Linked DNA regions of Mus musculus: region 2 is linked to region 1. A link is a loop called in an ENCODE intact Hi-C map of the cell type or tissue named here. Cell type or tissue: left cerebral cortex. All regions are shown on one strand.

The links. A loop is a pair of places that touch in the nucleus more often than their neighbours do. Peaks named below come from ENCODE experiments on the same cell type or tissue, not always from the same donor. Only the 100,000 strongest peaks of a DNase experiment are listed, where the experiment ranks them.
Region 2: a loop joins it to region 1, with 8 times the contacts of the local background. A loop is called at or near these places in 8 of 42 quality-filtered maps.

Annotation. Positions count from the first base shown.
Region 1 is chr14:39,529,773-39,537,772 of GRCm38, forward strand. No RefSeq gene overlaps it. Among named protein-coding and RNA genes, the nearest start is that of Nrg3, 61 kb to the left of the region's middle. In left cerebral cortex, a CTCF peak has its summit at 3,085 (motif pointing right); DNase peaks (open chromatin) are centred at 2,063 and 3,142.
Region 2 is chr14:40,786,198-40,794,197 of GRCm38, forward strand. No RefSeq gene overlaps it. Among named protein-coding and RNA genes, the nearest start is that of Sh2d4b, 100 kb to the right of the region's middle. In left cerebral cortex, CTCF peaks have their summits at 3,088 (motif pointing left) and 5,636 (motif pointing left); DNase peaks (open chromatin) are centred at 2,439, 3,119 and 5,622.

The sequences.
Region 1 (8,000 bases):
GCTCTGCTCCTTGGGTATTACATGATTGATTCAAAATGTTTTTAAAGGATTTATGTGTTTTGCATCTTGAAACAAAGGCAAACACCATTTTGTGTTGCCTCTTTCTGGTTGCATTTACATAAGTAATGAGCTGCTTCATGCCAGCAATTGTCCCTTCTCCAGGCCTCTCAAGGTCTTTTCTCTATTTTTATATTCACTTAAGTCAGTGGCTCTCAACCTTCCTAACACTTGGATCCTTTAATACAGTCCCTCATGTTGAAGTGACCAACAATCAAAAAATTATTTCATTGCTATTTCATAACTGTAATTTTGTTACTGTTATGAATCATAATATAAATATCTGACATGTGAAGCCCTCCCCCCCAAAAAAAGGGGTCGAGACCTGCAAGATGAAAAGAGCTGATTTAGGTGGAGGCTTGCGTAGACACAGCATTAGTACCATAAGAACTTTAAAGATTACTTGCTGAGTTGGTGATAATAAAAAGAACAGTTTACTTCTTGAGCCTAAACCTTTTTTTATGTTCTTAAATGCAAAATTCATGTTATCTGAAGCATAGTTTTACTAGGAATGAAAATTTTCGATTGTAGGAAAACTCATTCTTTCCTGACTTCTTTTAAGGAGCACTGCTTTGGCAAGAACCCTTTGTATATCTTGGTATAAGTTGATATTTCAAACAATGAAAATGGATTTTTAGGCTCTCAGCAGGCTTAATTTGATAACCTATTATCTTCAGGGAGAACACACTAGTGGGGGCACAATACTCATGAAGATTTCATCTGATTAGGCAAACTTAGGGACAAATAAGTTATGGGATAAATTCAGAAAGAAAAAAATAAAGAAATTTTACTTAGTAACAAAGTTTATTCTATATCCAAGTTAATTTAATTCTGAGACAGGACAAAACTGAAACGAGTCACATGTTCTAAGGGCATGCCATTTTCAGAGGGTTTGAAAACTTAATTATTTCTTCATTTCTTCAACATTCAATACCAATGGCTTAGGGCTGAAGGAAGCACTGAATCCTGCTGTGTTACACAAATAAAAAGAAGCTACCTTGAGCTTTAGTTTCAAGAATGCAAGACCATGAAATTGCTTGGAGGTTTGCCTAATATAAGTGTAGTGTAAGAAAGTAGGCTGTATCCTTGGACATAGTCCACTCAGTCTAAAATTAAGGTGATAAGAGTGCAAGGAACCAAAAGTAATGTTTTGGGGGTAGCTGGAAATAGTTTAAACATGCAACATTAAACATAGGGATTGCATGTTAATGGGAATAAGGGAAGTTCAGAGATTACCTGGGAGTTGAGATACCATCACTGTAAAGTTTTGTTGATTTAATTTGTTATTCATGAAGAACACATGTCAGTTTGTATCAATAGAAAAAAATGTTTTCTATGCTATGGAAATCACAGGGCTGCACTTATCTTTTGTAGTAGTTTGTGGGAAATTCTGCTGTCATTAGTTGTGTGGGTATGACATTCCTTATCACAAAAACTAGAATACATTGCCTTTGGTTCATTCCTCTTAGACCTGGAGCATTTTCATGATTTTGTTGGTTGATTGTAATTGGAGAGCAAGGTGTCATTTTCTTCCCTAGGTGATGCATAAAGGAGCTTGTGACTTCTTCCTAAAGTCTCTTATAATGCTTGATTGGGAGCCATTTCCCTCCTACAGTCCAAGTGGTAGGTGATTAGAAATCTAAGCATCATCCAGAAACATATGTGGGTCCCAGGGTCAAAAATGTTTTGAGCCTCCAGAAAAGAGCCAGTATCATATCAAGTCTTGCTCTGTAAGCCGGACATCTCTTTCCTTTACCCTGTCTTTGGTCTGAAGTCTCCTTACACAAACAAGTGAGAGTTGCTAACTGAGCCAGTAAACCCACAGAACCCCAAGAGAAAAAAAATTATAAGATGTTGCTAAAAGATGTGGTTTTGGGGGCGTTTAAAAAAACGCTAGCAATAAATAACTAGAGAGTTTGTTAATGTGCTATTTACACAAATGCCTGTCAGATGGCAGTAGGTGGGCTCTAGACAGAGTGAATGAATAGATGCTGGAGATACACAAAACTGAACACATGAAAACTTACTATTGTTCCTTTCTGTTCCTCCTGCCCACCCTGTTTCCCCAGATAACATAGTGCTCTGTGGAAGGCTGCAATGAATTCAGAACTAGCAATTTCATGCTTTATTCTTCTGATAGTCTCACATAATGATGGAATTTGCTTTGAAGAGTCTAAGCTGCTTCAACCAACATGTTTTATTTTAGGATCCTCCTTGCATTGTGCAAACAATGCTGGAATTTTGGCATTCTAAAACTCTCTACAGTTTCAAGCAGTTTATAAAGAGTCAAGTCAGTTATGCAAGGGTAGATAATCCACATGTATAGGTGCTAAAGGACATCCTTAGTTATTGAGACACACTGGGTAGAAGATGATTGGGGAAAGGTTCAACCAGAAATAAGTTTTCACATTAAAAAACTTAAAAGTAGAGGGAAGAAAAGGAAGGTAGACTTCTTACATATCTGAAGAATGATATGGCCCTCTACTTTTTAATAGAATTTTAAAATAAGTTTGACAAAATTTTCCTTACTCTGTGTAAACAAACGACTGAATAAATGATGATTCAAAACCAGTTTTATGAAGTGATGGGAAAGTCATTGCTACCTCTGACATCATCAGCTGTCCCCTAGACTTATACTGTCATGTGGACATAGCACGATGTGCTATTACAAAAGAGAAAATGTCAGTTCATTAGCTGCTTACTGAGGCTCACAAAATATATAACTGCTTCTAATTCATGTAATGTAATGGTGTTATGAAGTTCTGTGGGGAGCTGTTACTGGGATTTCTAGATTTCTACTTCTTTTGTTGTTTTTCCAGATGGCCAATTAAGGGACGATTAAAATAAAACAAGAAAGATTCTTTTCTGTTACTTTCCATGTTCTGATAGCAGGTTATTCTGTTGAAGGATACTGCTGTTTCTGAGCCTCAGGACCAAGAAGGGAAAAACAACAACAACAAAACCAAACTAAAACAAACAACAACAACAAAACCCAAAACCTTAGGGAAGCATCTGCACACACCAGCCTCTAGGGGGAGCGCAAGATCTTCTCTTGTGTGTCCTTACCCAGCTTTGCTCTCTGCCCCAAATAGCTCTTGTGATTTTCACACCAGCACTTGTTCCACTGATGCCATGCTACTGACTATCACTACAAGGTTGACAGTTTTCTTCAGCAAAAGACGTGATAATTTTCAAAGGCAAGATGGAGCTATTCAAGTATCCCCCATGAGACACATGCCTCTTGTGTCTGGAGAAGGGACAAGGTGTGTATAAAATGTGTGTATGTGAAAATAGTTGGCACCCCACAACCACTGTTCTACATATGGGGGATCAGTTTATTGTGAGCAGAACATATTTGTAAACAAACTGCTGCATTTTTATTAGAAGGTCTGTGTACATACATCTTTTTTCCCTATTAATTTATAAATAATGTTTTGCAACAAATATTGACACAGTGCTCTGATTCAATTATAGATCACATGGATAAACCCAGAGACAATTTATAGTACAAGGGATGAAAATCCCTTGCCATTATATAGCAGAGATGTGAACAAGCATGGGTTGTGTTATGTTAAGATCATTCTGGAACCATTTTCCTGTAAACAAGAAGTGGGGCTACATGCCTACACATGAGTAACTGCACAGTCTTATTTTTCTGTCACAAGCATACATGCATACACACATGCATGGTCTGTGTATCTTTCACTCATGTATATGCATGCATGCATACCTGTATTATGTATAAACCCTCAAGAATGATGTATTTTCCTCTATAATTTAAAAGTGAAGTAGTTTACTCCCAATTGAACGTCAGCTGGAATGTAACTTCTTTTTTGTAAGAGGCCATTGAAACAACTGGAGTCAGGCTAGGTAGGCACTGCATAATTCACTGGTTCACACACACTCGTGGCAGTTGTTGTCTCATTCACAAATAGTTTTTAATAATGATATGGTGTGGTGGATTTTGTTTTCGTTCATGGCCAATAAGAAAGTGCTGTGCTTCTTTACTCAGTTATTTTAACACCTCAACCAAAGGCATGTTAAAATGAGTGGGGTAGAATTACAGTCAAAGTCCAACGCATACGTGATTTTTGGAGTAACTTCCATGGATATGCATGTATATAAGTATGTATGTTTCGATGTATTACATATTTATGTATGTGTGTGTGTGTGTGTGTGTGTGTATACAAATATTTACAAGTTTGTATTTCAGAAACTAGGCCCAATAGTTTTTAAGTAAAGGTAGACATGTTTTATCTGAGATTGGATTCTCTGATAGTTATTAGCCCTTGACTGCACAGAGGTGCCAAACCCTGATATAGGGAGTTTAGAATAAAGATTTTTTTATGTGATTTTGGAAACCATCAAACCATCCAAATTTCCTATGGAGTTCTCTGAAATTAAGGTGGTCACAGAACTCATATTTTCTTTTAAAACTACAAGGATTGTATTTGTAAAAATTTGCTTCTGTTAGCCTTAGCCAGAATCTGGAAAGAACCCAGATGTCCCTCAGCAGAGGAATGGATAGAGAAAATGTGGTTCATTTACACAATGGAGTACCACTCAGCTATTAAAAACAACAAATTTATGAAATTTTTAGGCAAAGGGATGGATCTGAAGGGTATCACCCTGAATGAGGTAACCCAATGACAAAAGAACACACATGATATGCACTCACTGATAATAGCCCAGAAGCCCAGGATTTCAGAATACTCAAGATACAATTCACAAACCACATGAAACTCAAGAAGAAGGAAGACCATAGTGTGGATACTTCTATCCATTTTAGAAGGGGTGAACAAAATACCCATGGAAGGAGTTACAGTGACAAAGTGTGGAGTAGAGATTGAAGAAATGACCATCTAGAGACTGACTCACCTGGGGATCCATCCCATTTACAATCACCAAACCCAGACACTGCTGTGGATGCCAACAAGTGCTTGCTGACAGGAGCCTGATATAGCTATCTCCTGAGATGCTCTGCCAGTGCCTCACAAATACTGAGGTGGATGCTCCCAGCCAACCATTGGACAGAGCACAGGGTCCCCAATGAAGGAGCTAGAGAAAGGACCCAAGGAGCTGAAGGGGTTCGCAGCCCCATAGGAGGAACAACAATATGACCTAGCCAGTACCCCCAGATCTCTCAGGTACTAAAATACTAACCAAATAGTACACACGGTGGGACTCATTATTCCAGCTGCATATGCAGCAGACAATGGCCTAGTTGGACATCAATGGGAGGAGAGGGCCTTTGTCCTATGAAGGCTCTATGCCCCAGTGTGGGGTATTGCCAGGGCCAGGAAGCAGGAGTGGGTGGGTTGGTGAGCAAGGGGAGCGGGAAAGGATGAGGAGAGGAGAGGGTGTTTTTTCAGAGGGGAAATCAGGAAAGGGGATAACATTTGAAATGTAAATAAAGAAAATATCCAATAAAAAATTGCAACTATTATATGTATGGCTAAAGCTTAGGTTTTCTCAATGCATACTATATGTAGTGTGTTTTGATAAAATCCACTCACCTTTAAGCCTCTCTGGTTTATCCCCGATTTCTCTACAACCATTCCCTCAGAAATCTACTGTTTTTTTAACCCTCTGACTTTGCCTATTGAGCATGGATATAGGGCTATATACTGGAGCATGATTAACCTTTTAAAGGGCGCATCCCTGAAGAAAACTGTCAATGCCTCTCCTAGCAGACATCAATGACAATAGACCCTCAGCTAGGATGGAACTTCATGAGCCTCTCTCCTATCCATTCTGTAACTTTTGGCTGGCTTGATCCTGTGCAGGTCCTGAAGGTGCAGCACTATGTCTGTCAAAAACACTGCTTTCTAAAGAGGTTTACACTGCTTCCTTTTACAATCTTTCTTAAGCCCTTCTGTGATGATCCCTGAAGCCTGGGGGCAGCATTGATTAGAATTGAATACTACACAGTCTCTTGTTTACACTTTCACCAGTTTCTGTGATAATTGTACTTTACTGTAAAAAGAAGCTTCTCTGATGAGTATTGAGAGATGCACTAACCTGTGAGTACAAAGAAAAGAATTTAGGGGTCAAAAAAGTATTTAGGGATCAGTTTATTATCATATCCATTTAGTAGAATAATAATATTAGGTTTTCCCCTAGGGTCAATGCCTTGATAACCACAGATTTTTGGTACAGCTAATACTATAAGACTTAAGTTCCAACTTATTGTGGGGAGCAGGTTTTAAATCCAATCATAAAGTGGTTAGTCACTCCCATAACGTGTCTGCCATTATTGCACCAGCAGAAATTTCTTGCCAAGACTGTCATCGCTATAGCTTGCAGTTCCCACAACTAGGAAAGACTAAAAATCATTGCCTTATTAAATATGTAAAAGGATTGGACAAAGTCATAATTATTGAGCTAAGATGAGAAGTTTAAGCTCAAAGTAGTTAGAAAAAAATTGTTTTTGTCTATGTATTTGAACCTTCAGGATTTGAATTTAGGGTTTCAGACTCTAAAGTCAATACTTTTTCATTACTATAACTAATATTTACTAGCTACCAAAAATTATGGTGATGTGTTTTGACTCTTTGAAATATTCAAAATAAAAAGGAAACACCTCAAACCATTTTATCTATTTCTGTTATATGTTTTAGGGCCAATATACATACACAAATCATCTCAGAGAATATCTATCTAATATTTATATCAATTCTTTTGTAATAAAGATAAAAAGTGGATAGAAATATATGCTGAGGATGGATTCGAATAGAAATCTTAATGAGGTAACAAAAGGCTGTGCTTTATATTAACAGACTCTCTACAATTTATTGGTGTTGGAAGTGGTACTTGATATGTGATCCTGCTGATAATCTTGACACTTAATATTTTCACTATGATATCATTTGATTAGCATGAAGAAAATTTGTGCTAGATTTTTAGGATTTTGAAGAAAATGTTCTGGTACTAGCTTAACAATGAAGACTGGTGGGATTCCTTTCTTCTTATGCATTAAGTACTATGTTAAAACATATAAAAAAAACCCTTTAATTGAAAAATACAAAAACATTACTCTTACAATTCACAGACTACATGAAGCTCAAGAATAAGGAACACCAAACTATGGATACTTTGATCCTTCTTACAAGGGGTATCAAAACACCCATGGGACTAGATAAAGAGACAAAGTGTGGAGCAGAGACAGAAGGAAAGACCATCCAGAGACTGTCCCAGCTGGGGATGTATCCCATATACAGTTATCAAACCCAGACACTATTGTAGATGCCAACAAGAGCTGTCTACTGAGAGGCTTTGCCAGTGCCTGACAAATACAGAAGTGGATGCCCACAGCCATCCATTGGACTGAGCACTAGGTCCCGAATGGAGGAGATAGAGAAAGAACCCAAGGAGCTAAAGGGGTTTGGAGCCTCATAGGAGGAACAGCAATGTGAACCATCCAGTACTCCCAGAGCTCCCAGGGACTAAAACACCAACCAAAGAGTACACATGGAGGGACCCATGGCTCCAGCCACATATGTAGCAGAGGATGGCTTTGCAGGACATTAATGAGAGGAGAGGCCTTTGGTCCTGTGAAGGCTCGATGTCCCAGTGTAGGTTAATGCTAGGACAGGGAAGCAGGAGTGGGTAGGTTAATAAACAGGGGGAGGGGAGATGAAAAGGGTGAAATTGGGAGGAGAAATGAGTAAAGGGGATAATATTTGAAATATAAATAAAGAAAATATTTAATAAAATACTTTAAAGTCCTTAAAATACATTTTGAAAAAACAAAAATGAAGTTGAATGCCTGTATCTCCAAGTATCAGACTTTTCTACATTAGAAGAAAGATATGATCTTAGTAGGTCCTGATATAATTGTGGGTGAAGGTGTTGTCATACCATTTTCATGAGTAAAGGTGGTTGAGTGGGTAAAAGACCTTGGGTAGTTGGGTGAAATAATGATTGCTAACATACAACAGTGA
Region 2 (8,000 bases), 1.3 Mb after region 1:
TGCGAATCGATCCATACTTATCTCCTTGTACTAAAGTCAAATCTAAGTGGATCAAGGAACTTCACATAAAACCAGAGACACTGAAACTTATAGAGGAGAAAGTGGGGAAAAGCCTTGAAGATATGGGCACAGGGGAAAAATTCCTGAACAGAACAGCAATGGCTTGTGCTGTAAGATCGAGAATTGACAAATGGGACCTAATGAAACTCCAAAGTTTCTGCAAGGCAAAAGACACCGTCAATAAGACAAAAATACCACCAACAGATTGGGAAAGGATCTTTACCTATCCTAAATCAGATAGGGGACTAATATCCAACATATATAAAGAACTCAAGAAGGTGGACTTCAGAAAAGCAAATAACCCCATTAAAAATGGGGCTCAGAACTGAACAAACAATTCTCACCTGAGGAATACCAAATGGCAGAGAAGCACCTGAAAAAATGTTCAACATCCTTAATCATCAGGGAAATGCAAATCAAAACAACCCTGAGATTCCACCTCACACCAGTCAGAATGGCTAAGATCAAAAATTCAGGTGACAGCAGATGCTGGCATGGATGTGGAGAAAGAGGAACACTCCTCCATTGTTGGTGGGATTGCAGGCTTGTACAACCACTCTGGAAATCAGTCTGGCGGTTCCTCAGAAAACTGGACATAGTACTACCGGAGGATCCAGCAATACCTCTCCTGGGCATATATCCAGAAGATGCCCCAACTGGTAAGAAGGACACATGCTCCACTATGTTCATAGCAGCCTTATTTATAATAGCCAGAAGCTGGAAAGAACCCAGATGCCCCTCAACAGAGGAATGGATACAGAAAATGTGGTACATCTACACAATGGAGTACTACTCAGCTATTAAAAAGAATGAATTTATGAAATTCCTAGCCAAATGGATGGACCTGGAGGGCATCATCCTGAGTGAGGTAACACATTCACAAAGGAACTCACACAATATGTACTCACTGATAAGTGGATAATAGCCCCAAACCTAGGATACCCAAGATATAAGATACAATTTGCTAAACACATGAAACTCAAGAAGAATGAAGACTGAAGTGTGGACACTATGCCCCTCCTTAGAATTGGGAACAAAACACCCATGGAAGGAGTTACAAAGACAAAGTTTGGAGCTGAGATGAAAGGATGGACCATGTAGAGACTGCCATATCCAGGGATCCACCCCATAATCGGCATCCAAACGCTGACACCATTGCATATACTAGCAAGATTTTATCGAAAGGACCCAGATGTAGCTGTCTCTTGTGAGACTATGCCGGGGCCTAGCAAACACAGAAGTGGATGCTCACAGTCAGCTAATGGATGGATCACAGGGCTCCCAATGGAGGAGCTAGAGAAAGTACCCAAGGAGCTAAAGGGATCTGTAACCCTATAGGTGGAACAACATTATGAACTAACCAGTACCCCGGAGCTCTTGACTCTAGCTGCATATGTATCAAAAGATGGCCTAGTCAGCCATCACTGGAAAGAGAGGCCCATTGGACACGCAAACTTTATATGCCCCAGTACAGGGGAACGCCAGGGCCAAAAAGGTGGAGTGGGTGGGTAGCGGAGTGGGGGTGGGTGGGTATGGGGGACTTTTGGTATAGCATTGGAAATGTAAATGAGCTAAATACCTAATAAAAAATGGAAAAAAAGAGACCCAATTTGCATATTGTACCTTCCTTTCACATTTCTTTTAATCTAAAAGTTCCTGCCACAAGACACATGCACACACACATATTTACACACACACACATGTATACAAATACACATGCACATAACAACCACACACACATGCAAACACCCACACATACACACATACTTACAATACCAACCCATACATGCACATACATGCATGCACCTAAGCATATACATGTACACAATACCAATATGCGCGCACACACATGCACGCACACACACACACATATGTGCAGTCTTATTTGTATGTCACTTACTACCTGAAAAACTTGGGTCATTGGCCCTATAAAGTTGTTAAAGTAAATTAAAAGAGAGAGCAAAGCCAAAGAGTGTCTAACTAGCAAAGCTAATCATCCCTACTAGAGTTCATCTTTAAAACTGCCTCCAAAGGCTAAAGGGTAAATACTACCCCCCTACCCAGTGTGGAAGCATTGGAAAATGGATGAACCTTTGTGAGATAAGGACTAGCAGGAAACCTTAGAGTTATTTGGGATGTGTCCTGGAAAGGCATGGTGAGGCTGATTTCTTCTCATTTTCCTTTCACATCCATTCCTAGGGGACAGGTAGTATTTTGTCATGCTCTCTAGACCGGACATGCTCCAGCACGACTATCAGAGACATCTAAAAGCTCTAAATCCCAGCCACTATAAGCCTTTTCCTATGCAGTTAATTATCTCTGTTATTTGTTACCATGCTGGAGAGATGACTAACATACTCCCCAAAGCAACTTTAACTGCTTGATTTGCATGTGCAAGCAAAGTCTTGGACTATTTCTTGTAAATCCCTATTAGAGAAAACAGAACTTGAGCCCAATCAATCAGAATCCGTTAGCAAAGGTATAATTAACTAAGAATAGTCCAGTGGGCTAGACAGACATGCCAGCTGTGGAATGTGACCAATCAGCTACTTCCTTCACTTCACATCCATGTTTGCCCTACAAAAACACCCTTTGGATTTTCACTGTAGAGCTCCTGAATGGCTTCTGGTTGGAGAAATTGCATTCTCTCAACCAACCTTACTCTGCATCTGACTTGATACATCCTCATAAGGGAGCCCAGTTCGAAAATCAGGGGAAGAACAGGGGCAGAAAATCAGCACCAGCCAGAGGTCATACCTAGCTGATCCATGCTTCTCTGAATGAATAAACCTTCACTTTAGAAGTGAAAGGGAAACGCACAGTTTACCTGTTCCAACCCCACTTGAGAATATTCCAGGGGTCAGGATTATGGTGGGGAAAGTAGTCATTAAAACAAAGAACACAAGTAACACTGGTTGATGTTTTTTAATCAGCTCAGGAGAAGTGGGAAAAATGTATGCTGTGAAAGCTTACCCATCATCCTTACTAGGGTCCTCTAGAGCCTTGCTCGGCCTTTGCTCATAGCTTGTGCTGCCCCCTGCAGTTCAGAGTCCTTGTGCAGCAATGGACAGCCCTGCTTTAGACAGAGCTAGAAGACAAAGGAGATGCAGTGGGAATAGTACCCGCATAATAATACACAATAGACTCTGGCTCCTGTGACGACCTGTTGTGGCTGTAAAGGGCTACCAGTTCTGTCTCCCTAGGAGCATGCTCATGTGTAGCTGCCCCCAGAATTCAATGAGGGTGGGGGCTGAAGGAATCAGAAGGTTTGAAACACATGATGTTTACCTCAGGGAAATCCTTCAAGTTATAAAATATATACAATTAATGGCAGCAGCCAGAATTTTCTCTGACCTTTAGTTGAAATGGGAGTTCTTTCAAGAATTTACTCAATAATACAGACCATAGAGTTACAGACACACCATGGTTGTGCTCTGTTGGTGGGACCAGGATGAAACACAGTGGTGCAGGTTTAGTATTTGAAGAGCACTCTTTCACAATGCTAGCAACACCGAGACTCTATTTGAAAACCTACAGTTTCCAAATCCCAGCTATCAAAATAAGACAGGCAGAAATGGGGATCAACATTAAAGAAGGAGCAAGCTGACCTTTTTGAATCCTTTGTATGAAAACATTGTTCAATGGCAATTAATATGGAAAGATCACCAAAGCATATGAATTCCAAAAGAGAAATGTAGAAAGATGGAGACCCAGACGTGGTGTAGTGGCACACACCTTTAATCCCAACATTTGGGGGGCGTGGCAAGGACAAGTGGATCTCTGGGAGTTGGAGACAGCCTTGTTCACATAGTAAGTTCTAGGACAGCCAGAGCTACAGAGAACCTGTCTCAGAACTAGCAGAAAAGAAAGATGGAAATCCTATAGGAATGTGTTAGGCAGTTATTTAGTAAAGGTATCATTTATGCACCAGAATTTTGGGGTTTAGGGAATTCTTTTGGATGTTTTATTTCATGATTTTCTTTTCTGTTTTATATACTCACTCTTTTGTATCTTTGTCTGAGTGTTCATGTGTGTACACATGTGTGTGCATCGGTGCATGTGTGAGGGTTCGTATCAGATGTCTTCCTCAACTGTTCTCCGTGTTATTTTTGAGACATGGTCTGTCATTGGCCTGAAGCCATCCATTTCCACTAGGCTGCCATGCCAGTGAGCTCCAGTGACCCTCCTGTCTCCACTTTCCCATTGCTACAATTACATGCATATGCTGTTTCACACCATTTGGGGGGTTGTTTATTTGTTTGCTTGTCTTTTTAAACTTGGGTACTGGACATCAAACTCATATCCTCATGATGTACAAGTACTTCTTGACTGAGCCATCTTTGTGCCCCCCATATTCACTTTTATATACATTATAAAGTTAGAAATAATGCAAGTCATTAACTAGATGAGTTTGGGCATGGTGATCTGTGCACAGTGTAACAAAGGGATTTCCTTAATTTTGACTTATTGGAATGTTGCTCCTTAACATTATATTATGACCTTGCATTCTTGATTTCTCAAAGGCAGGATACGAACCCAGGACCCAAAGTTCTGATGGAATAAGCAGCAAAGTAAGCATTAGTAGCCAGGCCCCATGCTGCCTTTCCTCCTGAGCCTGAGGACAAGCTACAAGACTGCAGCTCAGCAGCGGTGCACCATGTTTGGTTTGGTTTTCTGCTGAAACTATTTACACCACTTCCTAGGAAACACAGACATTGACAAAAATCCCCTTTCCTCTTTGCCATAGTGCTACAAAGCCCCCATAGTGACGTTTTGGTGGTGGTGGTGGTGGTGGTGGTTGAGTGTTTGTTTTGGTTTTGATTTTTTGTTGTTGTTTTTACTTATTCATTTTACATCCCGTTCACTGCCCCCTCACTGACACCCCCTCTCACAATACTTCTTCCACCCACCCGCTCCTTTTCTCCTCTGAATGGGTGGAGGATCTCCTGGGTATGCCCTCCACCCTGACACTTCAATTCTCTGTTTCCTCTCCCACTGAGGCCAGACAAAGCAGCTCAGCTAGTAGAACACAATGCACCAACCCGCAACAGCTTTTGGGATGGTCCCCATTCCAATTGTTCAGGATTCGCATGAAGGTCAAGCTGTACATCTGCTACATATGAGCAGGGAGCCCTAGGTCCACCCCATGTATGTTCTTTGGTTGGTGGTTCAGACTCTTAGAGCCCCAAGGGTCCAGGTTAGTTGACTTTGTTGCTCTTCCTATGGAGTTCCTATCCCCTTCAGGACCTGCAATCCTTATTCCTATTCTTCCATAAGAGTTACCAAGCTCTATCCACTGTTTGTCTGTGGGTGTCTGCATCTGTCTGAGTCAGCTGTTGGGTGAATCTTGCAGAGGACAACATACTCCTGTCTGCAAGCATAACAGAATATCATTAATAGTATTAGGGATTGGTGCTTGTCAGTGGAATGGGTCTCAAATTGGACCAGTGACATTTTTAATCCATGTATTGCACCCTCCCTGTGACCCAGGTCTGAGCTTTCTGCCTTTGCTGCTATAAGGAGATCTCCATAGATGCTGGGAGAGATTCCACCAGTGCCACCTTCTGGCCACATAAAGTATCACAGGTCTGGCAGTTTCTGTGGTCTGTGATGAATATCTAAGAAAACTGGGAGAATTCTCCACCAGGAGAACTTAGAACAGGCATGCTCAGTGGCAATCAAGATTGAATCAAGACCTCGAAAAAAAAGAAATTGAGATAATGTAACTCAGACCAGTGCATTGAAATTCTGTATGCCCAAGCATCACTTGGAATCCTTGTTAAGATGCAGATGCCCATCAACTAGTAGGGTACAACCTGGAATCCTGAATTTCTCACAAGCTCCTAGGTGGTGCTACCCATAAGGGATTATATTCTGAGTAGCAAACAATCGATGTGGAAGTACACAGACTTCAGTACCAAATCCAAATGCTTAAGTGTCAATATTTTTATTTACCAGCTATGAAAACCCATCAAAAGGATCTCCATCCTTGAACTCTATATATTTAAAACAAGCATATCAACATGTACTTCACTGTGCTCTTGTGTGGCATGTAGAGATGACACGTAAACATCTCTGGTGCTTCTGGCACATAGTGATCAGGCAGGTAGCCCTTATCACCGCACTGATTTCAATCCAGGAGGTTAGTGTCTTCAACAATTTGCAGCCTACACACAGTATAGCTAAAGGGTTCTCATTTACACGGCGATGTAAATCACAGCATCTCGAAGTTATGGATGTCATAGTTTCATTTACGAGCCCCCTTGCTGCCAAGGTCAGACCCACCTACATCTGTAAACCCAAGGCTCACAGTCAGTTCACTTAATCGTGGTCTCGGTCGACCCTGATGAATGTGTTTGTTCTCTCATAGCCAAGCTGGAAAGACACAAAAGAACTAAGATTGATGCCTCATGGCCACACTGGAGGTGAGCTGTATTTCACATGTACTCTGAGCAGACACCAGAACGTGACCCGCAGGTAAAATGTCCTGTGATCACAAAGGGGGAAACATGGTGCTGTACAGCGCAGAGGGGCTATGTTCACATTCTGGAATCATCTCTCTGTAACCCAGCAATTTTCCCAGGTTATTGTAGCCTCAGTTTCCTCATCTGTAATGCAGCATAGTGATTACAGTGTGTATGTCTGCATAGAATACGTAGAAATTCATGGGAAGAATCTCTGGAGAGATGGTCCAGGGGTTAAGAGAACTGTCTGCTCTTCCAGAGGACCTGAGTTCAATTCCCAGCAAACCACATAATGGCTCACAACCATCTGCAATGAGATCTGATGCCCTCTTCTGTTGTGCATGAGAACAGAGTTCTCATAAATACAAAAGAAATATCTATATCCTTAAATTTACAAAAAAGAAAAAAGAGAACGTGTAGAGAAGCTCAAAAGTTGTCATTCTTTTTCTTGGTGTCTCTTAAATAAGAAAGGTTAGAATTTAAGACACGCTGACGCTCTTCTTTGCTGTCAGCTCTGGACATTAGAAGCAGAAGCTGATATATAAATGTCCATTTAAAAATGAAACAGATGGCAACTTGTTCTATCATTAAAGACTTTAGGTCATGAAGGGTAGAAGATCTGTCTCCTTATCTGAGCTGTATCCTGAGACAGAGTAACTGGAAGTCCCTCTAGACCCCTCCACCCTGGCTTCTGGCCAGGTAGGTCTAACTTATTCCTGGCCCTGTCTTTATTAAACCCAAACTCCTTCTGCTTCATAAGCATTCACACACATCTAGACCTGACCACATGGCCATCTCTTTCCTTTGTTTTTCTTCAGTGTCCCACAAACTTGTGACCAGAGCTCAGATTGCAGAAGATGATAGGACCACCAGAAGGCTGCAGAAATATCTATACAAGTGTGTAGTGTATTAGCTATTTGTCTTATTGCTGCAACAACACACATGACAAAAGATGCAGAGTCTCTGTGACCTCCACAGCCAGCAGAGCGATGATCTACAGGAGGCGAGAAGGAAGCTTGATTCAACATGAGTCAGTAGCCAGAGTTGGCTCATACTTCTGTGGTCTGACTCCAACTATTTGTATTTTTGGTATTTTAAGCACAACACAATTTGGTGAAAACTTTCTAGTGATAGTTAACTCAATCCTGTATGTACAATAAAGCATACATAAATCACTTTGAGGAATAAAGTAAACTAGATAAAAATTGAGCATGACTACACTGAAGCTCTTTGTAAATGACATGTGGCACCTTCCATAATGATGAGTTCTATAGATTGACTGCATGTGACAGCTTCTATAGAGATAGGTACTACCGACTGGGTGAAAAAAACAAGCTTATGATAAGGGCCTGAGGAAGGGTATACTGTGATCTTCTGCCACACAGATAGTGCAAAAGTCACCAGGTTAGACTTCATCCAGAACCTGCCTTCTGGGCAGATAGCAGGTATTGTATTCCTTCCTTGGGGGAACAACTC